Regions from separate parts of the Homo sapiens genome. Here regions 1 and 3 are each linked to region 2. A link is a loop called in an ENCODE intact Hi-C map of the cell type or tissue named here. Cell type or tissue: OCI-LY7. All regions are shown on one strand.

The links. Peaks named below come from ENCODE experiments on the same cell type or tissue, not always from the same donor. Only the 100,000 strongest peaks of a DNase experiment are listed, where the experiment ranks them.
Region 1: it touches region 2 in a loop (3-fold over the local background); 8 of 110 quality-filtered maps call a loop at or near these places.
Region 3: a loop joins it to region 2, with 4 times the contacts of the local background. A loop is called at or near these places in 29 of 110 quality-filtered maps.

What each region holds. Positions count from the first base shown.
Region 1 is chr4:184,309,462-184,317,461 of GRCh38, forward strand. It overlaps MYL12BP2 (MYL12B pseudogene 2), which reads right to left and starts at 4,868. Exons shown (of 3, transcript XM_047416561.1): 1 at 4,844-4,868; 2 at 4,499-4,687. The coding sequence starts at 4,868. RefSeq lists enhancers at 2,283-2,342, 2,373-2,442, 4,359-4,860, 4,779-5,048, 5,179-5,338. In OCI-LY7, CTCF peaks have their summits at 1,013 (motif pointing right) and 1,218; DNase peaks (open chromatin) are centred at 1,010 and 4,960; H3K27ac peaks cover 1,156 bases.
Region 2 is chr4:184,260,792-184,268,791 of GRCh38, forward strand. LOC105377582 (a long non-coding RNA gene) reads right to left here. Exons shown (of 6, transcript XR_939552.3): 5 at 4,207-4,293; 6 at 1,838-2,014. It overlaps LOC105377584 (a long non-coding RNA gene), which reads left to right and starts at 4,855. Exons shown (of 2, transcript XR_007058414.1): 1 at 4,855-4,999. RefSeq lists enhancers at 3,784-3,853, 5,032-5,111, 7,012-7,501, 7,107-8,000. In OCI-LY7, CTCF peaks have their summits at 3,532 (motif pointing right) and 3,734; DNase peaks (open chromatin) are centred at 3,580, 6,540, 7,360, 7,750 and 1 weaker place; H3K4me3 peaks cover 3,194 bases; H3K27ac peaks cover 4,075 bases.
Region 3 is chr4:184,379,589-184,387,588 of GRCh38, forward strand. LINC02362 (long intergenic non-protein coding RNA 2362) reads right to left here and starts at 2,718. Exons shown (of 6, transcript NR_125934.1): 1 at 2,546-2,718. RefSeq lists enhancers at 2,927-3,016, 3,490-4,689, 4,507-5,266, 6,785-7,543. In OCI-LY7, no CTCF peak of the experiment used is centred here; DNase peaks (open chromatin) are centred at 2,843, 3,083, 4,843, 7,923 and 1 weaker place; H3K4me3 peaks cover 3,220 bases; H3K27ac peaks cover 793 bases.

The sequences.
Region 1 (8,000 bases), 49 kb after region 2:
GGATGGATGGATGGATGGATGGATGGATGGATGGATGGATGTTATAAATCTTCATTAAGGCAGCATCAGGAGCTTCACTCTGTGAAGTGAACAAACAAAAGTAAAGCATCAGGGGTGCCTGCTTTGCCTTGCCACTTACTGTCAACAATGCCTAAGGCACACGATCCACATGATCTGCTGCTGTGTTTTCAGGGTGTTGTCTTGGTTTTTGTCTGTTCATTTGTTTGGAGTTTTGGTACCTCTGGCCGCAGAGGTGGAGGACGGACGTGTAGCCCTCTCTCGATGGCACACAGTCACTATAGGGCTGGGCAAGGCCCTTCCCATGGTTTGTTTTTTATGGACTTTTACTCTCCTCACCTCCTCATGGGTAACCATTGGAATGTGTTTATGTATTTTTATTTGTGCCAATTCTTTAAAAATACAGTGACTTTATGTGTGTATTTTTAATTTTCCTAAGGAGTGTTCTGCCACGCGTCTCTTGCTGTTTCTTACCCTTTTCACTCAGCACTGAAATGTTCAGATCCACCCACGCTGCTGTGTGCACAGGAGGCCCGTGGTTTCTAAGCATTCCTTTGGTGCAGCCACACCTGCGCCTATCTATTCTCCCCATTTTGGTTTTTTAAGGTACAACTGACAGTAACTTGCCAGGTTAACCAATCCTGTTTCCAGGGATTGGAAAAAGAGGAGGCACTGCATCTTCTTAGCCCTGAGCCCTGGGAAGAGAGGTAGAGGTCAAGGAGAGGTCAGCCCAGTCAGGCCAGCTCTGTCACCACTGGTCCCCTTGGGCAGCGGCAGCACCCGGCTCTGTTTTCTCACCTGCAGCAGAGTCAACAATCCCTGCCCCACCGACCTCAGGGCGGATATGATGCTTCCAGGAAACAATAGGAGAGGAAATGGCTGTGAATGGTGGCCACGGCCGCACGTGGGCCCGCAGCCTGCCCCAGTCCCTTCCTCAGCTGCCCTGCAGCCACCCTGGGTGCTGGAAAGGAAGTGTGTCGTCCCTAGCCACAAGGAGGCACTCACTCTCAGGGTCATGCAGTGAATTGTTACGTCCTGGGCACACCTCTGCCTCCCTGGTTACACTGTCCTGCTCCTCATTCAGGGGCTGTGACCTTCCTAGGGGCCGTAGGGATGTGCATAGGCCCCTCAGGCATGAAACCCACCCCAGCTTCCTGTCGATCTTTGCCAGTGTCACCCTTTCCCTTCCTTATAACCCCCTGCCACCATTTCTATTCATGTGATAACTTTCTAACCTGGTGTTGGGGAGCAAATGCCCTTCCCCGAGTCCCACACTAGGGATATTAGGGATGTTCCAGAGAGACTGGTGGCAGGCTTTTAGGGTCATTCCAGCATGTGGCGTTGCTCAGTCCAGCCCCATATTCCCTCAACAATAACAACAGCAGCAACAGCGGCAACAAGCAGTGAGAACATGAACTCCATGTTTAAGCTAAAAGACATCAAAAATGCACGCAGCCCAGGTGTGCACTGGCCTCCCAGCTTCCTCCAGCAAAGACCCCCAGGAGCAGCGTGCTGGGCCTCTCTGCTGTAGGCAGAAGGGCCTGAACCAAACTTCCCAGCGTTGGCCGAGCCCTCCCAGGGACAGGCATTGCCCTGGCGTCTGTGCTCACTGGGCCCAGGGAATGTTTCTAGTCGGCCTCACTGCCCAGCATTACTGATTTCTTCCCAGGCCTGTTTTTCCCAGGAGCCCATGAGCTTCTGGAAGGCTGCCACGAATCATGTTCTTCCACTGCTTAAAACCCTTCAGTAGTTCTCCCCTGCCCGCGGGACAAAGTCCAGTTTTCCTCATTATGACACAAAGGTGCTCCCTTTGAAACCAGGGCCTTCCTTTCCTTGCAGCTTCAGCCCTGCCAGTCCCCATTCTTGCTCTGTGCTGTGTCCATAGTTATGTTCTTGAGGTTTCTGAAAGGAACCACACTCTCTCTTGCCTCAGGACTTTCCCCCATGCCTTTTCTTCAGCTCCAAACATCCTTCCCCACCCCTTCCTTCCCACCACTTGGGTAATTCTGACTTGTCCCTCTGGTGTCAGAAGTCCCTCACGGTTCACAGGAAGCCTTGCCTGCTTACCAGGCACAGGCAAGTTGCGCTGCCCAGGTGAGCACATGCAGTGTGCACCTGTGCGTCCTGGTGCACCACGGCCCCCATCCGGCTACACCACAAGCCTCAGGACAATGTGTCCCCTAAAAACTCATATCTTAAAGTCTTGTCCCCCAGGGTGTGAACTTCTTTGGACATAGAGTCATTACAGAGCAAATCAAGCTACAATTAGGTCATTAGAGTGGCCTCTAATCCAAAAACCTGGTGTCCTTCTAAAAGGGGTAAATGTGAAGAAAGACACTCAGGGAGAAGGCCATGTGAGGATGAAGACAGAGACTAAGGTGAGGCTTCTACAAGCCAAGAACCCTAGAGATCACCAGCAAACCACCAGCTGGGAGGAAGGCGCAGCTGTCAGAAGGAACCAACCCTGCCAATCCCTCCATCTGGGACCTCCAGCCTTCAGAACTGTGAAACTATCAATTACTGTGATTTCAGCTGCCCTATCTGTGGTGCTTTGGTACCCTAGAAAACTAACACAGGCAGCAATGATGTCTTTACTTCTTTATTTTTTTCGACTTCATCTACAGAGCTTAGCACAGCCATTGGAACAAAATTGGAGCTCAGTGCACAGTTATTGAAAGAAAAATTTGTACTCTGGAGAACAAGGAGGAGACGTAGTTCCTGCACCCAAGGATCTCATGCAATGAGAACACAGAGCAGGAATAAGATAACTCAAAGTGTGTGCATAATGCCAGGTTAGACAGACAGACAGACAGCCAGGCCACTGTGAGTGCAAGTCCCTGTAAACCAAAAAGAAAATTCTAAGGCCCCCAACCATCTGAATGCATGGCCCCTCAGCCAAGGCATTCCAAAGTTAACCTATAAAACTAGTTCAGGTCATGAGGGGAAGGGGGAGCCAGACGTGCGTCTTGATACCCTCCTTCCTTTAGGAATTACTGATAGAACAGCCTCTTGATACCCTCCTTCCTTTAGGAATGACTGATAGAACAGCCTCTTTAAGTCTGAGTAGAAACATTTATGACCTATTCTCTCTGAAGCCTGTTACCTGGAGGCTTCATCGGCATGACAAAACCTTAATCTCTACAACCCCTTACCATCACCCAGACATTCCTTTCTCTTGATTCCAGGTCTTTAGATAATAACTCAATCAACTGCCAGTCAGGAAGTCTTTGAATCTGACTGTGACCTGGAAGCTCCCCCTTCCGGTTGTCCCAACTTTCCAGACCAAAACAATGTACATGTTACATGTATTGATTGATGGCTTATGTCTCCCTAAAATGTATAAAACCAAGTTGTAGGCCCACTACCTTGGGCACATGTGGTCAGGACCTCCCAAGGCTGTGTCCTGGGCATGTTCTTAACCTTGGCAATATACAATCCTAGATTAACTGACACTTGTCTCAGATACTCTTGGGGTTTACACCCCTTACTCAGATGGGGGCAGGCAGTGCCTGGCAGCAATCCCGGGAATCTCCCAAAACCTAGATCTTCAAGTACAAGCTGGTCAAGCAGAAGAGAGAATTGGAAGAAACAGAGGAAACAAAGCACAGTGGACTATTTGTGTACCTTCAAGTAATGTGCTGGGAGAGAAGCTGGGACCAGTCGTGAGGGATCTGGTAAAACCTGCCGAGTCTGGGAACCAATGAATGAACTTATTAGGTGGGTCCTAGAAATTTTTCTCTGGCAAACTGAGGATACATTTCAGGGGGTTATGAATCACCACCAGCATGCTCTCTGCTCTTCATGGACATCAGAAGCTGGGGGAAAGCTTTCTTTGTGAGCCCCCAGCCTCAAGGGCAGGCAGTTCCTGGGCTGAGCCTCACTGGTGAAGCCTTTATGTGTGATGCGGGAACTGCCCACACACCAACTCCTGTTTTGCCCTTTTAATGGGCAGCATATCTCCTCAGAAGATGTGCCGCATGACCATTTTTGAGCCCACACCATCTTCACCCTCCTAGAATCTGCCTCTGATTCTTGGAATTTGGGGAAAACCACAGGTTTTTCATCATTTCTCAAAACTACTAGTTTGCAGCAGCAGTTCTGTGAAGGTGGGGAAGAAGCTGAGGACACCGGTGCCATGTTTCTGTTCTTATTCACATTTCTCTGTTCTCTGAAAGCAAAATAATGCAAAGCTATAAAGACCATCAGGGAGAATCAGAGCACAGACAGGATTCCAAAGGATGGAGGCTGCCCCCGACAAAACCCCTCCCCAAAGTGGGGAGGGGGCAGAGAAGAGGCCCCAAGATGCCAGGTGCTTCCCTCTGCAGCACAAGACACACTATGGGGTCTGCGCAAAGACAAAACATCGATTTGGGTGCAGTCTTCTTGGTCTCATTATTTTTATCATCTCTCAGAGGATGTGTGGTTGTCCCGATTGCTGTGCTCAGGACAGGAAGGGAAAGCAGAGGCTAACATAACTCACCCGGTCTGCAGGACAGAGGAGGAGAGCAGGCTGAAGGCCTATCCACCTCTGCACGCATCAGGCGGCTTCTGCATCCTGAGACACCCTTCCTGAATCGACACTTGGGCCCAGCCTGGCACTGGGCCCCATAGACGCCAATTAGATGGACGTGGTCTCCACACTGCAGGTGTTCACAGTACTCACTTGCTCCTGCAGACCCCAAATGCCAGAGAACTCATTTGCTGACCTTTAGCTGATGACAGGGGCTGGAGTTGACATTTGTATCAACCCACTGCATGCCTCAATGGGTCACCCTTCTGTGAGCAGGTGCTTCAGAGGCACAGCAGGACAGTCCTGGAGGCTCACCACAAAGCAGGGCCACCACACGCATGGGGAGAACTAGAAACCGATGACTTGGAATTTCCCTGCTGTTCTGGGTGGGCTTTGATGGGCTTTGCTCTGACTTCCTCTCTTAGACCTCTGGGCAGTGTTGCTACTGACGCAATAGAAATCAAGCATCCTGTTTCACTCCAGCAGAGGCTGCATTGCAGCAATGAGGGGTGTTTGCCCCATACCCAGAGAGGTGCTTCTGGGGAGCGAAGGCCCATAGCAAATGGGCAGCTAGCACATCAGGCCCAGGAGTCTGCTGCGTTGCAGAAGCTGCTGAAGTGTTGGCCCTGCCCACCTCCCAGGACACCTGTGGGAATGCGGGAATTCCACAAATTATGGATTCTAAGCCCCAGGAGATTTAAAAGGAAGGGAGAGGGAGAGAATGAGAATCGATGCTCTATTATTTGATGAGTTTGTAGGCGAGTGTGTGAGAGCAGAATGTTGAGACAAGACTTTCAACTTCGATGTAAGGAATATCTATTAAGCCCCTGCTGTGTGCCGGGGCTGTGTGTGATGCCTAAAGAACAATTGGCAACAGCCTCTCAAGGTGTGTGTGTGTGTGTGTGTGTGTGTGTGTGTGTGTGTGTGTGTGTTAGCGGCAGGTATATATCACAAGTTCAAAAGGGAGTGTCATAATTGTATTAAAGAGAAAAAACTACCACTGCTGGATTTAGAGTTATGAGATCTGGGTTTGAGTCCTGGTTCTACTTATCAGCTGCTTCCTTGAGTGTCCTCTCTATAGAATAGGGATCATAGCTCTTCCGAACATCACAGGGTTTGGGAAGGTAGAAAAAAGAAAAGGGATGCAAAAACACGTGGGGAAAAGGAACGTGGTTCCACAGCAAGAGTGGGCCCTCGTGTAAACTATGAGCTTTGGGTGATAATGGTGCATCAACATAGGCTCCTCACTTGTAAGGGTCAGACCCCTCCGGTGCCAGATATCGACAGCGGGGAGGCTGTGTGTGTGGGAGCAGCGAGGAACTCCCCGGACTTTCTGCTCAATTTTGCTCCAAACAAAAAATGGCTCTTAAAAAAGAAGTAAATTCAAAAGAAAAAAGATATAAAAATACATAATCCATTTGAAAAAATTACAATCATTAAAAAAGAAAAAAAGGAAAATGGAAAACTACTATAGACATGGTTTGAGTTGATATAAAGCTTTGATAGAAAGGCACAAAGAAAATGGCCTAAGAGTTGAAAGCCCAGTGAAATCACAGCTCACGAGGGGTACTTGAGAGAAACTAGGGGAGAAAGTTTTAAGACACAGTCTCCAGCAGAATGGGCTGTCATGAACCCATGGAGTAAGAATTGGGGTTAGGTCGGGAGGAGAACAGCTGCCTTTTCATATCATCCATCCCTCTGTCAGTCACCCTAGGCAAGAAGCCATCCAGAGAGACTCCGAGGCCAGGGACTGAGTGTGCTCGCACACCTTGCCCTGAACCTGCACTTGTGTCCCTATTTCTGCCTGTGCCGCCATAACAGATACCACAGCAGGGTGGCTTAAACAACACCGGTGCATTCCCTCTCGACTCCGGAGGCTGGAAGTCTAAAATCAAGGTGTGAGCTGGACGGTGCTCCCTCCAAAGCCCTGAAGGGAGGACCCTTTCTCGCCTCCTCCAGTGTGTAGTAGCCCCAGGAGGTCCTTGGCTGTTAGCAGCATTGCCCTCATCTGTCTCACATCTTCTTCCCTCTGTGTCTGTCTCCACATGGCCTTCTTCTCCCTGTGAGCACCTGTGTCCAAATTTCCTCCTCCTCCTCCTCCTCCTCCTTCTTCTTCTTCTTCTCCTTCTTGTTTCTCTTCCTCCTTTTCCTCTTCCTCTTCTTCTTCCTTTTTCTTCTTCCTTTCTCCATTTCCTTCCCTTTCCCCTTCCCCTTCCCCTCCTTCTCCTTCTCCTTCCCCTTCCCCTTCCCCTCCTTCTCCTTCTCCTTCTCCTTCTTCTTCTTCTCCTTCTTCTTGTTCATCTTCTTGTTTTTAGAGTGGGGTTCTCACTCTGTGGCCCAGGCTGAAGTGCAATGGCACAATCATAGCTCACTGCAGCCTCAAACCCCTGGGCTCCAGCAATCCTCCTGCTTCAGCCTCCTGAGTAGCTGGGACCACAGGCATAAGCCAGCCACCATACCCTGGTAATTAAAAAAAAATTTTTTTTAATTGTAAAGATGCAGTCTCACTATGTTGCCTAAGCTGGTCTCAAACTCCTGACCTCAAGCAAACTTCCTGTCTTGGCCTCCCAAAATGTTAGGACTACAGGCGTGAGCCATCATGCCTAGCCAAATTTCCCTTTTCTTACAAGGACAATAGTCTTTTGGATGAAGGCCCACCTTAATGACCTCATCTTAATTTGGTTACATCTGTAAAGACTCAATTTCCAAATAGGCCACATCCATAGGTACTTCAACCTATCTTTTAGGGGGATAAAATTCAACCCATAACAGTGGACTAGAGTAGTTCATCCCCTCACCTTGTCCCTGAGTGCCAGGCAGAGAGGAAAACCCTGGTTTAGAATTCTGAGACCTGCATTTGTATCTGAGTCTTACTAGCTGCATGACCTCGGACAAGTTACCCAAACAGTGAGCCCCAGATTCCACATCTATAACAGAGATCGTAATGCCTACAACACCTTCTCCCCACCGTTGATGTGAAGATTCCATGAGACGGTGTTAGTGGATCACTTTGTAAACGCTAAAACTCCAGGCAAACATCTATTGTCATTTCTTCAAACGAAGGGCCCGGCTTCAACCACGTGTGTCTACAAAAAAAGGGGGCAAGTTTCCATCAATACTCTAATTACAACCAATTGCATGCATTTCCCGTCTGCCCACATGGGAAGTTAAACCCCTCAAAGCACCTTTCTATTATTTCTGGGGGTTCCCCTGGGCTGTGTCACACGTGTTCTGGAATAGGTTCCCACGTACCTGAGCGTCTGCTCTTCTTCCCCGCTCCTGAGCGACCAGGACTGCCTTCCCAGCTGTTGGCACTCCCAAGATGACCACTGTTCTGGTGCCACTGAGTCCCCTGACTTAGGCCTTGCAGAAGGAGCACGCGCTCCCCACCTTCTCCTCTGCTCCACCTCATTCCTCTCCGCACCCAGCTTAAGCTGGGCTATAACCTTTAACCAGGCATTGTTTGAAGTGT
Region 2 (8,000 bases):
CAAGCTATTTTTTCCAGTTATTTTATTATTATTTTAGGAGGATGAGTAATGTCAACATAGGCCAGACACGGGGGCTCATGCCAGCACTTTGGGAGGCCAAGGCAGGCAGTTCACTTGAGGTCAGGAGTTCGAGACCAGCTTGGCCAACATGGTGACACCCTGTCTCTACTAAAAATACAAAAATTAGCCGGGCGTGGTGGCACGTGTCTGCAAACCCAACTACTTGGGAGGCTGAGGGAGATAATTGCTTGAGCCCGGGAGGCGGGGGTTGCAATGAGCTGAGATCACGCCACTGCACTACAGCCTGGGAGACAGAGTGAGCACCTAAATAAAAAAAAATAAAGTAAATAATAATAATCATGTCAATATAAACTATTTCCATAATGCTAGTCACCTTTACATTCCAAGATGATTTTTAATTCAGCAACTTTTTGTTGAGCACGCCCTTTGTATCAGGCATGGTCCTAGGCTCAGGGGATGCCTGACCTTGTAAAGTTCCAAGTGAGTAGCTCTCGAAAAACCACAAATATGTAGATTTTTATGTAAATCAATACTCAGTGTCAGCATCTAATTTCTGAGTGCTCAGATGTAATAATACTCTCCTGCAAGTTGTAAAACAAACTGGTTGGTGAGGCAATAAGGAGGTGCCCCGGTGTGTAAGAGGAAAGGACCCAGCTCCTTTCCTCTTCTGCAGAGGAAGAGGTGCAGAGCTTCTGCTTGCACAAGTCCGCGTTCAATAACACAAAGCAATAGGAGAGGCAAGATTCTGAGGAGGATTCTGAAAACACCATGCATTACACAAAAATGTGAAGCAAAAGATTGCATACATTTGGGTGGATGGTGGGAAGGGGGCGTTTGCTTGCTTGCTTTTATCTTAATTCTCCTTCCAAAATGGAATGTTTTCAGTCTTTGCTTGACTACAGCTGCTCACAGAAAACTTAGGACCAGTTACTTTTTTTTTGAGATGGAGTCTTGCTCTGTCACCAGTGCTGGGTGCAGCAGCACCATCTCAGCTCACTGCAGCCTCTGCTTCCTGGGTTCAACTGATTCTCGTGCCTTGGCCTCCCAAGTAGCTGGGATTACAGGCGTGCGCCACCACACCTGGCTAATTTTTGTATTTTTAGTAGAGATGGGGTTTCACCATGTTGGCCAGGCCGGTCTGGAACTCCTGTCCACAAGTGATCTGCCCGCCTCAGCCTCCCAAAGTGCTGGGATTACAGGCGTGAGCCACCACACCTAGCCCAGTTATTTCCTTTAATTAACAACATAATATTGATGGTCCATAACAAGCCAATAAAAGCAAAAAGACGCCTTGACATTCCACAGATCATAGCTCAATTTGAAACGAATGAAAAACATTTAAATGTAAATTAATTTGGTATGTTTGTAATTATTGTCTAAATAGATGAACAAGCCATATTTTACATATATTTCTAATCAATCAAATGACTACAAGAGAAATGACTACAAGAAAGTCTCTTACCTACTTTTGGGGAGGTTTTTTTTCAAGTACAGTAAGTCCTCACCTAACATCATGAATAGGTTCTTGGAAACTGCGACTGGCAAAAGTACGAATATAGACAAGATTTACGTACAGGTATGTTCATCCTGTGCTATCCGTTATAGAAGAAATATTGGTTATAAAATTATGTTTGTCAATAGATTTAAATATTAGGAAACCATTAAATGTCATGTTTTCAAATGGTAATATCTAGGGACTATACAATATAACGTTTACAAAAATAAACAGGACACAAAACTGTGTTTATAATACAATAAATAAAATGTGTTCTATGTAAGATATATAATGTATTTATTATATATAGTATTTGATTAATATATAGTATATTATTTATATATTATAAATACATACACATATATAGAAAAAAGCTGGAGGGAAATACACTCAAAATACTAACAGTAGTTTTCTCTAGGTGGCGGGATTATCAGTGATTTTTATATTCTTCCGATTGCTTTTTCTATTTTATCGGTTTTTCCACACGAGCCTGAAGATCTGCCAAAAAGGAAAGAATATGTTGGCCAGGCTGACCCAAGTTTTGTGGTTTCTGTGACAATTATACTTCTAATTCTAAAATAATAAACTGACATCATTTTTAACATCTTAGATATTTTATTGCAATAAGTAATATATTCATAATGAAAAATTTGGCAAGTACAGAAAAGTCAGAAGAATTAGGGAGAGAGCTGTGCAAATTTCCACCAGTCAGAAGGAAAGGCTGATACTGACATCCCACAGTTGTCTGAGTCATGGGGTATGTTTGCCATGGAAGTGCCTCATGAGCTGCCACTGGGGAGCCTGAGGACTGGCTGGGTCATGCAGTCTGGGTGAGATGCTGCAACAGAAACCACCCCCCACTACCAACCAACTTGAATCAATCCCCTTGTACATCATTAGAGTTTCACATAACAGTGCACCTGAAGAAAGGCTCCATCCATGGCAAAACAACAACAAAAAAAGCAACCCTTGGTTACCACCATCTTAAGCCTCTTCCCTAAAGCTAAGCATTTAGGTTGCTTCCAGTTTTTCTAACCACAGACTGGAAGCCAGAATAAATGTCTCTGTATAGTCATCTTTGCTCACATTCTGCCTCTGTGATGGAAATTTCAAGAAAAAAGTAACCATCATTTTCAAAGCTCTTGATATTTTCAAACTGCCCACACAAAAATCAACCTGTTTACCTCCCATCAACTTGCCCATCTAACCAAACCCTGCATGCATTGAGCACAATGTAAAACAATCTTTAATCTGATCGATTTAAAATGGAGTCCCTTGTTGTGCCTGTCACATTTTAAGGAATGTGTGTCCCTTGGGGATCTCTTCCAAGAACCCTTCCGCCAGTACAAGCTGCCATCCCGCCAGCCCCTATGTAGAGGACATGGCACCTTCCCACTAAAATGATGCTGGAGTTCTCCAAGTGGACTTGGGCTTGGATTTTCTTCTCACTAGGCTCCCAGGCAACCACATGATTGAACTCGCAGAAGGCCAGGCTGTGGAATAAGCTCCCAGGAAAAATGGCAGAAGCCAGGGTCTAACATACCCCGCTTCCCAAATACTCTAGAGCTAGACTCTGAGAATGGGAAGGCGTCCTGGAGAGCAATCATCTTTGAGGCCTTTGGCTACATAAATTACGGCTTTGACCCCTGGACCGGAAATAACTCTACCAGTTAATGATACAGCCGGGACCCAAACCTGGTGTCCTGGGAGTCTTAGCCCGGTGACTTCCCCACTACTGGCCTCCAACCCTGGCATGACGTCAAACGCAGCAGAAGTGAGTCCTGACCCATCACCCTTCTGTCTGATCACAGACCCTCCACGTAGGGTCCGTCAACATCATCGATATCTAATAACAATAAACAAGGCTTCTTGACCGAGGGGGCGAGCGGGGACTGAAATCTTCCTCAAAGACAGGGCCACAGTATAAAAGCAGAAAGAAAACAAACTGGGAGAGATGCTCCTCAAGCCGGAAGAGCTCTCAGAACTCAATTTTAGAAGTCAGCATGTGAATGGCCACAAGGGGGCGCGCTGTTTCCAAAATCTAGAAACTACAGTCCTAATCCCCGCGCCCCAACCGGCTTTCAGCTGAAATGGCTTCAGCTTTAGAACATCAAAGGGCTTGTGGCAAGGATTTGCTCACCAAATCCACTGGCTCCCATTCAGATTTTGTGCCAACCTACAGTCTACAGCTTGTAGTCACTAGGAGCTAAAGCTTTCAATTTTTGTCCCTAGATTATTGTTTTAAAAGTAAATACGGTACAATGGAGAAATACATACATGTGTGACATATATATACATATGATAATACATCATGTATATATGTATGTATACTTAAAACAAAAACACAAGTTAAAAAATGTGTATTATCAGCAACAGAATTTTAAATATATTTTAAACATATACAGTACATATTTAATATACACCATATAAATAGAATATAAAACATTTTTAATGTTTTAATATAAAATTATATATAGTACATATTTAAATATTTTTAGGTATATAAAATACATATTTATTGTATTTATATAGCATTGTTTACATTATATATTTAAAATTCTTTCTGTTGAGTGATAAACACATGCTTGAAAGCTCAAATTATATTTAAAACACCTATTAAATATATTATTATATTTATATGTACAGTAATATAATAAATGTATTTTATATATAATAATGATTTAAAGTACTTGTTTAAAATTCTCTATTGCTGAGTGATAAACACATGCTTCGTAACTTCTCTGGTTCTGTTTTATTCATTATAATCCTCAAAAACCCTGAAAGAAACAGAATAACCTTTTTATTGACCCACTCAAGTTATTTAATTTTTATGTTTCCCTAGCCCATATCTGTTCACGTATAGCTGAAAATAAAAAAGAAACGGTGGATTGAAATTGAAGGGAAATAGACAATAGTTATTGTTCCTAGCTTAATTGGGAGAGAAAGCCAGAGTAAAATAAGAGTCTATTGCAGCTAAGAGGAAGAAGTTCTTTAGTCTCAACCAAATATGTAAATATAACATCTCTCTTCTAATATTTTTAGTGCTAATTCCTAGTATAGAGCTGATTAAGGGTGGGGGAAGCACATATTTAATGGCCATTATTATGCTATTCTGAGGAAAATTCTCTCAGTGTCTAATATTTTAAAAATGGGTTTTAATTAGATCTTATCAGCAACCCTAAAATGCAACTTTTCTCACCCTCCAGAAAACAAAACAAAACAAAACAAAACTCACACCATCCCCAAAACTAGGCTTGATGAATAACCACATGGAAAATATGGAAAGATGTTTCATTAACCACACGGCAGATGGAACTAGGTGGGAGGAAAACCTACCACAGCTTCTCTTAATGGCATATTCAGGCTTTACTTCAGAAAAGGGAAGCATCTAAAAAAGATTGGAAGAATTTCTCACCACTCTGCAGGCAGCTGTCTCCTCCCAGCACCCAGGACCTGAACTCAGAAACTACCAGCAACACAGACGTGAGTCATTCTTGCTGCTATGCAGTTACCCTTAGTGCTGTCCACCCCTCGTCCCATCCCTCTTTTAATCTATATTCATTCAGAGAAAGGAGCTTAAAAAGCAAGCAAAGAAAAATCACCTGTGCGGAAAGTAGAAGAAACTGCTGCTGGCTCATCGCATTTTAGGAAAAACAATGCGCACGAGTAAAGCAGTCTTAGTAAGAGAAGAGTAGGAAAGAAACACGCTTAGCAGCATGTTAGAAACTAGTTTCTCGTGCCCTCCTTGGACTCAGAATACAATACCAGAGAACAATCAGATAAGGCAGGAAAAGTTAGAAGTTTGGGGAAATAGAGCTTCCGTAGGCAACTGTGAGGAATCAGGAACAGGCTGGGAGCAGGCACTGCCCACCTGTCCTACCCCGAGAGCACCAGGATAGGACTCCACACAGGAGGACCGGACCTCGATGATGAGCTCACCCTCGCTCTTAACAAGCACTGGCTCTCTACAGATGTCACTTCCTTTAAGGATGAGTAAATAAGGGAGGAAAAACTCTATGGGGCGGGGCGGGGTCTGGGAGGTAGTTTTTTGTAAAGCTACAGAAAATAGGAAAGAGACTTCATCTCAATGATTTAGAAGACTTTAGAAGACTCTAAAAATAATCTACAGGAGGACCCAAGAGATCCAACACGCTGGACTCCTCTATAGGATATCAAAAGGTATAACCTATATTAAACAAACAAAAAATCATAAGGAATAAGTAAAGATGAAAATTACTAATATGTGATGAACCAATGCTTTTAACAAATGTTTATTAAGAACCCATTATGAAGGCCTGGCCCAGTGGCTCACACCTGTAATCCCAGCACTTTGGGGGGCCAAGGCAGGTGGATCACTTGAGGTCAGGAGTTCGAGACCAGCCTGGCCAACATGGTGAAATGCCGTCTCTACTAAAAATATAAAAATTAGCTGGGCGCGGTGGCACATGCCTGTAGTCCCAGCTACTTGGGAGGCTGAACACAAGAATCACTTGAACCCAGGAGTTGGAGCTTGCAGTGAGCCGAGATCACACCACTGCACTCCAGCCTGGGCAACAGAGCGAGACTCTGTCTCAAAAAAAAAAAAAAAAGAGAACCCATTATGAGGCACGCACTGGGCTGGGCTGGAGAATCCAGACATGGGTAGAATGGACAAGATGCCACCTTTGAGGCAGCTTACACTTTGGTGAGGTTCACAGACAATGCACTAATAAATAATTCATAATGATAATTGCTAGTAATGAATCAAACCAGGGGCTGATTGGGGGCAGGTAGTACCTACTCAGATAAAATAGGCAGGAAAGGCTTCTGTAGTATTTCATCTGAGCCAGATATGGAAAGCAAGTCATGTATATTCCTGGCAGAGGAAGCAAATTGCTTTAAGGTGAGAAAGAGCTCCACATGCCTGAAGAACTGAAAAAAGACCCATGTGCCTGGTAAATGGCACAGCTGAATTTGGGGACATAGGCAGTGTCAGCTCATGCAGAAGCTTCACAGCTGGGAAAAGTGCTTTGAATTCTTAGTACAAAAGAAAGCCACTGAGAGTGTGAGTGTGTGTGTATTCAGTATGTATATGTGTGTGTGTATGCACATGTATACATCTGTACACACATACACATGCACACAGTTGACCCTTGAACAGGTGCCAACCCCCACCCGGCAGTTGAAAATTCACCCATAATTTTTGACTTCCCTAAATGTAACTTGTTGACCAAAAGCCTCAGGTACTCTGTTGATTGAAAGCCTTACTGATAACATAAACAGTTGATTACTTCATAGTTTGTGTGTTATATGCATTATATGCTGTATTCTTACAATAAAGTAAGCCAAAGAAAAAGAAATGTTATGGAGAAAATTTAAGGAGGAGGAGGAGGAGAAGGAGGGCTGGGTCTTGGGGTCTCCGGGGTGGTAGAGGCAGAAGAATATCCATGTGTAGGTGGACCTGCGTAGTTCAAACCCATGTTGTTTGAGGGTCAACTGTACATACACATGTTTAAATGTCTGCATAAACATCAATAACTCCAGCTACAGCATAGAGAACAGACTAGGAGGAGCAATGGGGGGGGGCGGCAAAAAGAAGGGTGAGATGGTGGCCCCGTGAACTGAAGTGATGACAGTAAAGATGGAGACAAAATGACCTTGAGAGAAATATTCTAGAGGTTGAAGCAACCTCAGCCGTGGATGGACGAGAGGAAGGCATAAGGAGCAGCAAGGCATCGGGCGTGATTTGGGTTTCTGGCTTGAGCAGCATGGCAGAGGACCACGAAAGATGGTCAGAGAGGCTCACAACGCCATAGCGAAACCGAAACCTCATTACAGGCAGCGAAGGCAGAACTGCAGGCGCAGAAAACAGAACTACGATGCCGAGGGCAAACCAGAGAGTCCCCAGCACACCGGGAAACAGGAACAGAGATGACAGTGGTGAGAAAGAAGGCGGCAGAGAACGCAGAGCTGCCTTGTGAACCAGATTGGCATTTCTGAAAAAGAAACCAGAGTAACTGAAGAAAAACAACAGTCAGAAATTTACATGCAGTTCCCAGAAATGAGCACCTGCGTCTAAAAGTGTCCACCCTTTGCCAAGGAAAATTAGAATCCAAAGTATGACTATTTCCTCCAGAAACGCTTGAATTTCCTAAATGAATAATCAAAAAACAATTTTAACGTACTTGTAGAGAAAAATGCAAAGTCAGTGTGGCAATTACCAGGAGACAGTGGAACTGTGTCTGTATTTTGAAGCTTAAGTATGACTCATGAATTCTACAGCAAGCCGATCTTGTTATTCATGTGAGCAAGCAACAAAAAGATATTGTCACATCTACAAGAACTAAGAAAATGTACCATCTACATGTCCTTACCCAACTCTATCTAACAAGGGTGACTCCAGAACAAAGTTATGACATAAAAGGAGTCAGTAAGAATATCTTAGATTTAGTTATAGAAGTAAGTCAAAAAAGTTTTCTGAAGAGACTTTAAGCAAATGAAATGT
Region 3 (8,000 bases), 120 kb after region 2:
AGGGTTCTCTGCTTTTGTGTGCCAATCCACTAAGTACACTTCTGCCATCCCTAGCCCTGGAGCTGCCACTGCTTGGGCCAACGGCCTACCTACTGCCTTTCTGCCTTTAGGCAATTTTCATTCCTTAGCTAAGGCTTCTGCTTTCCCTACTGTCTTAGTCACTTTGGGATGCTATAACAAAATACCTCAGACTTGGTAATTTATAAACAATAGAAATTTATTTCTCACAGTTCTGGTGGCTGGGAAGTCCAAGATGAAGGCATAAGCAAATTCAGTGTCTGGGGAGGACCTGTTTCTCATAAATGGCACCTTCTATCTGTCCTCACATGGTGAAAGGGGCAAACAAGCGTCCTTAGGCCTTTTTAATAAGAGCATCAACCCATTCATAAGGGCGGAGTCCTCATGACCTAATCATCTCTCAAAGTCCCCACCTCTTAATACTATTGCATTGGAGATTGTGTTTCAATATATGAATTTCGAGGGGACATAAACATTCAGACCATAGCATCTACTGATGCAGTCCTATTCCAGAATGTCTAGGAACTTTTACCGGGCCATATGCCTCTGTCATTACTGGGGAAGTTCTCATCTTCTACTTGATCTGTCACCCAGGCTCAGGCCACTAAGAAATAGCTAGGGAAAACTCTGCTTAATATAGGTGATATGGTTTGGCTCTGTGTCTCCACCCAAATCTCATCTCATATTGTAATCCCCATAATCCCCACTGTTGAGGAAGGGACCTGGTGGGAGGTGATTAGATCATCGGGGTGGTTTCTGCATGTTGTTCTCGAGATAATGAGTGAGTTCTCACAAGATCTAATGGTTTTGTAAGTGTTTGACAGTTCTGCCTTCACGGGTTTCTCTCACCTGCCGCCATGTAAGACATGCCTGCTTCCTCTTTTGCCATGATTGTAAGTTTCCTGAGGCCTCCCCAGCCATGTGGAACTATGAGTCAATTAAACCTCTTTCCTTTATAAATTACCCAGTCTTGGGTATTTCTTTATAGTAGTATGAAAACGGGCTAATACAAGGGGTGACTGGGACCTGAAGTGGCAGTTTTACACTCCCAGCCATTCTCTCTTCAAGGTACACACACCCCTTGAAGCAGGCAGGTGTCTTCACGGGTTCAGGCAGCCGTCAAGACACTGTACCAAGAACACCTCCTACCACCTTCAGAGCCTAATTGGCCCCATCCTCAGGCTAGATTCTTTTCCTGGGATCCCTTCTCTGCAAGCTCTTCTAGCTCTTTTCCCAGGAGCCTCCTCAGCCCCTACGTTAATCTGTTTATGCAAACATAACACAGAAGGCCTGGCCCTGCCCTCATGCCTGGCACAGGTTAGGTTCTGACAAAGCACCTGCCATGTAAGCTCCCTCATCCTGTCCTGAGTGTGAGATTCTAGCATAGGGTAGAAAGATACCAAGAAAGCACAAAAGCTTAACGTTTGTGGCTCTGTTTTATGAATATGTTGAAATATTCCCAATTTCAAAATTGCTGAGTCAAAATGTCATGAATCCCAGGATCTAGTGGGAATTATAATGCAAACTGGTCCACAAGGGAAACTGTATCAACGGCCAGAATGAAGCAAATTAGAATCACTTCAATAATCAAAAGTTAATGTAATTCTACTGGGTGGCTTTATAAAGCTTAAAAAGTTTGTTTGAATCTATGTTGTTTAAAAAACAAAATTGGCCAGCCACGGTGGCTCACACCTATAATCCCAGCACTTTGTGAGGCTGAGGCGGGTGGATCACTTGAGCTCGGGAGTTTGAGATAAGCCTGGGCAACATGGTGAAACTCTGTCTCTACAAAAAACATACAAAAAAATTAGCTGGGCATGGTGGCATGCACCTGTATTCCCAGCTACTACTCAGGAGGCTGAGGTGGGAGGATGGCTTGAGCCCAGGAGGCAGAGGTTGCAGTGAGCCTGCACTCCAGCCTGGGTGACAGAACAAGACCCTGTCTTAAAAAACAAAAATCAAATTGAATTAACTGCCAGCAGGTTTATATCCCCTTCAACTTCTACCAGAAAGGAATAAATTCTCAGCTCCTTTTATGCCACTTGACAACAGAATGAGGCTTGCTCAAAAAAGGGATAGCTCAGAGAAGGAAAGACTAATTTTAGCTATATAGAAACTGGGGTCACATGTCTGAGCTCTGACAGCCTCAGTGGTCAAATCTTGAATTCATGGAAGTCTGGGAGAAGATGGGTACTTTGGAATCAGTGCTCCAAAATATGGATCTTAGCTATTTTATATGCAGATGGTGTGGCTGATATAACTGAGTGCTTGCAATGTACTTCATACTTTACATTATCTTATCTAATTCTCACCTTGCAAGTAAGGTGTCAATACCCCCATTTTATATGTTGAGAAACTTTTTCTCATAGATACAAAGAGATGTGCCCAAAGTCGTCAGCAAATAAGAGCAGACTGAACCCAGGTTTATCTGATTTCAAAAAACGTATTCTCTTCCCACTACATATGTTGCTTTCCCAACTACTCTGGAAGGTATGGGATGCAGATTTCATTCTCTGGATATTCTTACCTTGGATTTTTCACTCCCTTTGGTATTCCTGGCAGGTTTCCTGAGGTGTGACAGACATCCTGAAGAGGCACTCAGCACCCATTCTCAACTCCTTCTGGAGTGTCTTCCTCTACTGCAGAGGCGGGAACTCTGAGAGCCATTTTTCCAGTCTCACTTGCAGCTGGGGTTCTAACTGTGAATTAGGTTCAACCAATTATATGCATTTGCAAGAGATTTGGAAGTCAGAATGGAGGCAGAAGCCACTTCCTACTGATTGGCTGTAAACACTGGCAAGCATGATTGTGGTAACACCGGGGCTTTCTGAAGCCATGTCTCAAAGTTCAGCCACTGATTGCATGGGTGTCGAGAGACATTAAAGTGGTGGTGACAGAACTTTCTAATGAACAGATTTCAGCTAAAACAATGTGTCTTCGGAGTCACTATTCCCAGTGACAGGCTCCTGATTTCCTCCCTTTACGGTGGTGGCAGATGTGGAAGCACCCGCAAGCCGGCTCCTCCAGCCTTCCCAACGACGTTGTAAACACCTGCTTCTCTCTAGACAATGACTTTCTGCTTAAAATAGCTGGCGTGGTTTTTGCTTCCTGCAACTAAGCCCCATTGATATATGCTGTTTTCCTTCTTTCCCTCTAACTGCTGGTTTTCACAACAGCCAACCCCGCAATCGATCCTTTAAGCTCTAAAATGAAAGCCTTGAATATCTTCATCACTCCATATCCTGCTTTGTTTTTCTCCATAGCAGTGATTGTCACCCAAAGATTATTTTTATTATTTGTTGATTGTCCACCTTACTAGGATTTAAGCTCCATTAGAACAGATACTTTGTTTTGTTCACTTCTGTGACAACTCTCTGACATTTAGAAGAGTACTAGAAAATAGCAGGAATTCAGTACATAGGGTTGAATGAACGAAATCTACCTTTCTTAACCAAACACCACATTAAATTCATGCATTAATAGGGTCATCGACAAGATATCCTCAATAACACCTCCTCATGAAACATTTACCTGGGTTTTAAAAATCCTCCAAAAACACAAAATATCATTTGTGCTATGTAACTCAGCATTACATTTAGGTGACATCCCCTCCCAGTTTGCCTGAGACGTTCCTGGTTTTAGCACTAAAAGCCCCATGTTCATGAGAATCCCCTCAGTTCTGGGCAAAAAGATGATTGGTTATCCTAATTAAATATCTTAGTTGCTGAGAAAGGCACTGTAATTACATTACTTTAGATCAATTTTGCAAATAAAAGTTTGAAGACACAAATCCACCTGTGGTCTCCTTCCCATATCAGCTGTGTTGCACAGGATCCCCGGAACCATCAGGTAAAATCCAAGCAATGGCTTTGGGTTGTATTTTATGTTTTTTACTAAAATTTCTATTGCTTGTACCCTGAATATTTCAGAGCTGAGCCTGTGAAATCTTTTCTGCATCTCAGTTACATTCGAAACATGAGCTTCCCAGAGAAAAGATACTGCAGCATAAACATGTGCTCTTGAGTCACAGCACCGGGGAAGTCCCCTTGGGATCCAGCAGAGTGAACTCTGCAGAAAATATGGATCAATGTTAATTCTGGGGATGAATAAAGGCTTAGTCATCACCTTCCCCCGATTAAGGAACGCACTCCCATCTCGCTGCTAACATTATCCTGAAACTTCAGGCAGTGAGTTCCGGTGCAATGTGTGGATTCGAAATGTCAACGCTTCTGAACTGGCATATTAGAGAAAATTTGGAGAATAAGAGTATTCTCAGACACACAACCCAAGCTGCCAGAACATCTTGGATATCCTCTCCCTGATGATTCATGTGGAGAGATGTTTGGGTGTTTAGATTTTAAAATATGCTTCCCAACCAAAAGTGAAACTTAAAGATGCTATCACTCTGGAGTTTTTTTGCACCTGCAAAACAAAAATTTGTGTTTTTAAAATTAACTGTTTTCGCGACACAGTCTGTTGCATGTGATATTGGTGTTTCTCCAGCCAAGCATGTAAGGGGTTAACTGGGCAGCAGTTGCACAATCCCAGCACACTACATTCCACAGCACCAGCAATCTCTGTCTGAACGTGTTTATAAAGCAGATACGGGGAAACTGACCAAACCTCCAAAGGGCAGTGTGCTTACAGGAACAGAAGCACACACACTGCTTTTCTTCTGAAGAAACTTGGTCAGACTCCAGAGCAGGCTGTTTTCAGACTATGTGAACTCTGAAATGTGCTACATCTTGATCCTTCCACGGCACAACCCGGGTTCTTGGATAGACTTAACATTTTTGCTAAAACCAGCTATTAGGCCTGACCACTTCCTTCCTTCCAGGCACTATTTTCGGAAGCAGAGACACAGTGCCTCTGCACCTGTTGTTCGTGTGGCCACAGAAGCAAACCTCTACAAAACCCTCATTTGTCTGCACAGCAGGACCAGTGATGCCCAAGCCCAGACAGGGAATGGGGGTGGTACCAGTGTCCCATGGGGCCAGTGGGGACCCAGAGGCCAGACAGCCTCACGAAAAAGCATCTCCCCCTGACTCCTGCCAGCTTCCTGCATCTCCTGACCTGAAGCTTCGCACGGCCGGGCTCTCCTCTCCAGGCCTGTGGTTGGACACATTCCTAAGGGGGTGAAGCCAACAGTCCCAGCCCTGTTCTTTTGACACCGGGATGGTGGGGCTCTGGGGAGGAGGAGATCCCAGGGATGACAGCCTAGTAGTACCCAACCTTGATTCACATGCTGGGGTGCAAATGAGTGAGAAGCAGCCTCAAGAAGCTGATGGTGTCACCCAACTGCCCTTGGGAGGGGTCCACTGCAGCCTGGGGACAGAGGGAGGTCAGAGTCACGTCCCACCTGCTCTGATAACTCTGGCCCCAGGCACGTCATTGTACTGTGGGATGGAGTTTCAGGGTGAGGTAGGCGGCTGAACGGCACCATGTAAAAACCAGTTTGTGCCTCCAAACCAAACTGGCACTCAGACATTAGCTGTTTGACCCCTGAATGCCAATGAACTCATCTTGGCTACCTGTGTGTAAACCTTTCCCTAGCTTTTGTCTTTTATCAGGAGAAATCTGGCAGAATAGTGGGGGTTCTTTTTTTTTTAACCTTTTATCTGGGCTTATTTGTCCAAAACTACAATAGCAGGGGGCCTTTAAAGCCTAATGAACGCAGGTTACAGAGTGGCCTCAAGCAGAAGGAACGTCTCATGTTCCATCTCTCTGAATTAGGGGCAGGAGGCCAGCTGGGGCTTACCATCTTTCCATTCACATGCAAAGCACTTCCAAAAGCACAAGTTTGAAAACTCAGACTCCTGAAATCAAATCACTCATCTCCTTCACTTCTAAAATCTCTGTCTCAGTAGTGGTTACATGATAGTACGGTACACTTGGGATTTGGGTGGGGAAAGGGTATTGTTTTAGGGTTTTGATGTCCAAAGAATTTGTATTCCATAGCCATGTGTATTTCTTTTTTACAAATCCTTTGAAATAGACTAAATACCACCTTTGGCAGTGGTTCATCAAAACACGGACAAAACAGTACGGTTGAGGGTGGATTTATTTAGATGTGCAAATGGCATTCCAGAAGCCCCTTTCATCGAGGTGTGTGGATGTGCTGGGTGCTTGCAACCTCAAGGCTGGGCAGAAATACATGTCCCTGAATTCACAGTTCACAGCTGTACAGTGAGCCCATTATCAAGGGAGTGACCCAGGTACTGGCTGCAGAGAATGGAAACTATTGTTCCAAAGGCAGTTACACTGAACTTGAACTTGCTATTAAACGCATACGTGCACACACACACCCAAGCCCATCATCAAAGCCTATCAGCTCACACAAATACCAACCAGAAGCATGCGTCCCTGGCACTTCCTCTAAGTGACGACAAGGTCTGAGGCTTGGGTCCAGGAGCTGCCCCAATGCCTTTGTTTTCCTTCCCCATGTCAACCCCAGGCATCCTGAGACTAGCTTGTTTTCCTGCGTTGCTGGCAAGTATCACTTAGAAACAATACAGGCTTTCTCAGAAGGATTTTAAACATGATTCTGTTTTTCATGGCCTTATTGGCAATGGAGTATCATCTCTGGAACTTAAATGGTGCATTTCCAAGTCCTGAATTTTCTTCCACTTGATGGGCCTTGGGAAGTCTAGTTACGCTACAGAAGCAAGGGGAGGGCAGCAGGAATGGCATTCGGGACCGAGATGCAGGAAGAAGCCCTGAGTCTGTGTTGGGAAGAAGGAAGGGGGAGGAGACCTGAGCTACCTTAAACCCTTTGATAACCAGGCCACGTGACTCAGGGCAACCTTCCGTTGCTGTTTTGTTAATTTATTTAAAATAGGATGACTCAGTAAAACATTTTAGATGTAAGTCTCAAAGAACTGAACTTCTCCATTCAGGACCTGGGGGAAGAGCAGGTCTTAACTGAAAAGTCGGGTGCCAAGGAGCCAGGGAGCATCTGTTTCTTCCTGATAACTCCCCTTCCACTGAGAAACTGAGACAGTCAACGAAAGTGCTCCTTCCAGAAGCAGCCCCGCCTCTGTGTGTGGCATTTCAACTACAACGCATCCGCCAGGAAAATGCTCCAGTTGATTTCCATTCAGGGCTGGATAACTTTATGACCGCTAATTATATCTGCAGCCACACATGGAGATAGGCATAAAAATAGCCTTTTGTCCTTTCATTAAAGGAACCTCTTCAAATATTAACTTAGCAATCTCCTCCACAACCCCCCAGAGGTAGTAGGCGGGTAGCAAAGTTTTCATATTCTGATTTTACAGAGTAAGATACTGGGGATGCAGGGGAGGCTGGTGCTGTGGCTTTCTCCAGGCCAAGACTATACCTTCAAACACCAAGTGGCTGATAAAGACTGGTGTTCTTGAAGTCACCCCTTTTATTCCACAAGACAGACCCCAAGTTTTGAGGGCACGGTCTATGTGTAAGGCCTCGGGTCCTAGAAAGACGAGTGACGGACATGGTGTTAGAGCCCAATACATATTTCCTGTTGTGGAAAATGTCTTATCCATGCACCCCTCTAAGTGACATAAACACAAGACGTTTGTCGTACGTGTAAGCCTAAGGATGAAAACAGGAAAGACACAGAGTGGGGTGAACCTTGCTCACAGCAGAGAAGGAAACCAGTGGCGTGGCTAAAATACTCCCCCTCCACAGGGAATGCTCCCAACACAGAGGAAGACAGACATTTGAGATAACGGATATGCTTACAAGAAAAAAGACCCCCTTCATAGCACAGAGAATTGGGCTCAACTTGTGCCCAACTTGTGCCCTTGCCTCTTAGTGCCACTATGAGCCAAGTAAAGGCATCTTCACATTCAGTCTTCATTTCCTCCACATGAAATGGAGATGAATGCCTATTCTACAGCACAAGTGTGATGAATGAAGACGGGAAGTCATGCAAAACGCTCAGCACGGGCCCCTGCTCAGGCGAGCACTCAAGAGAAGAAGTCAACTGAAGCCTCACAGTA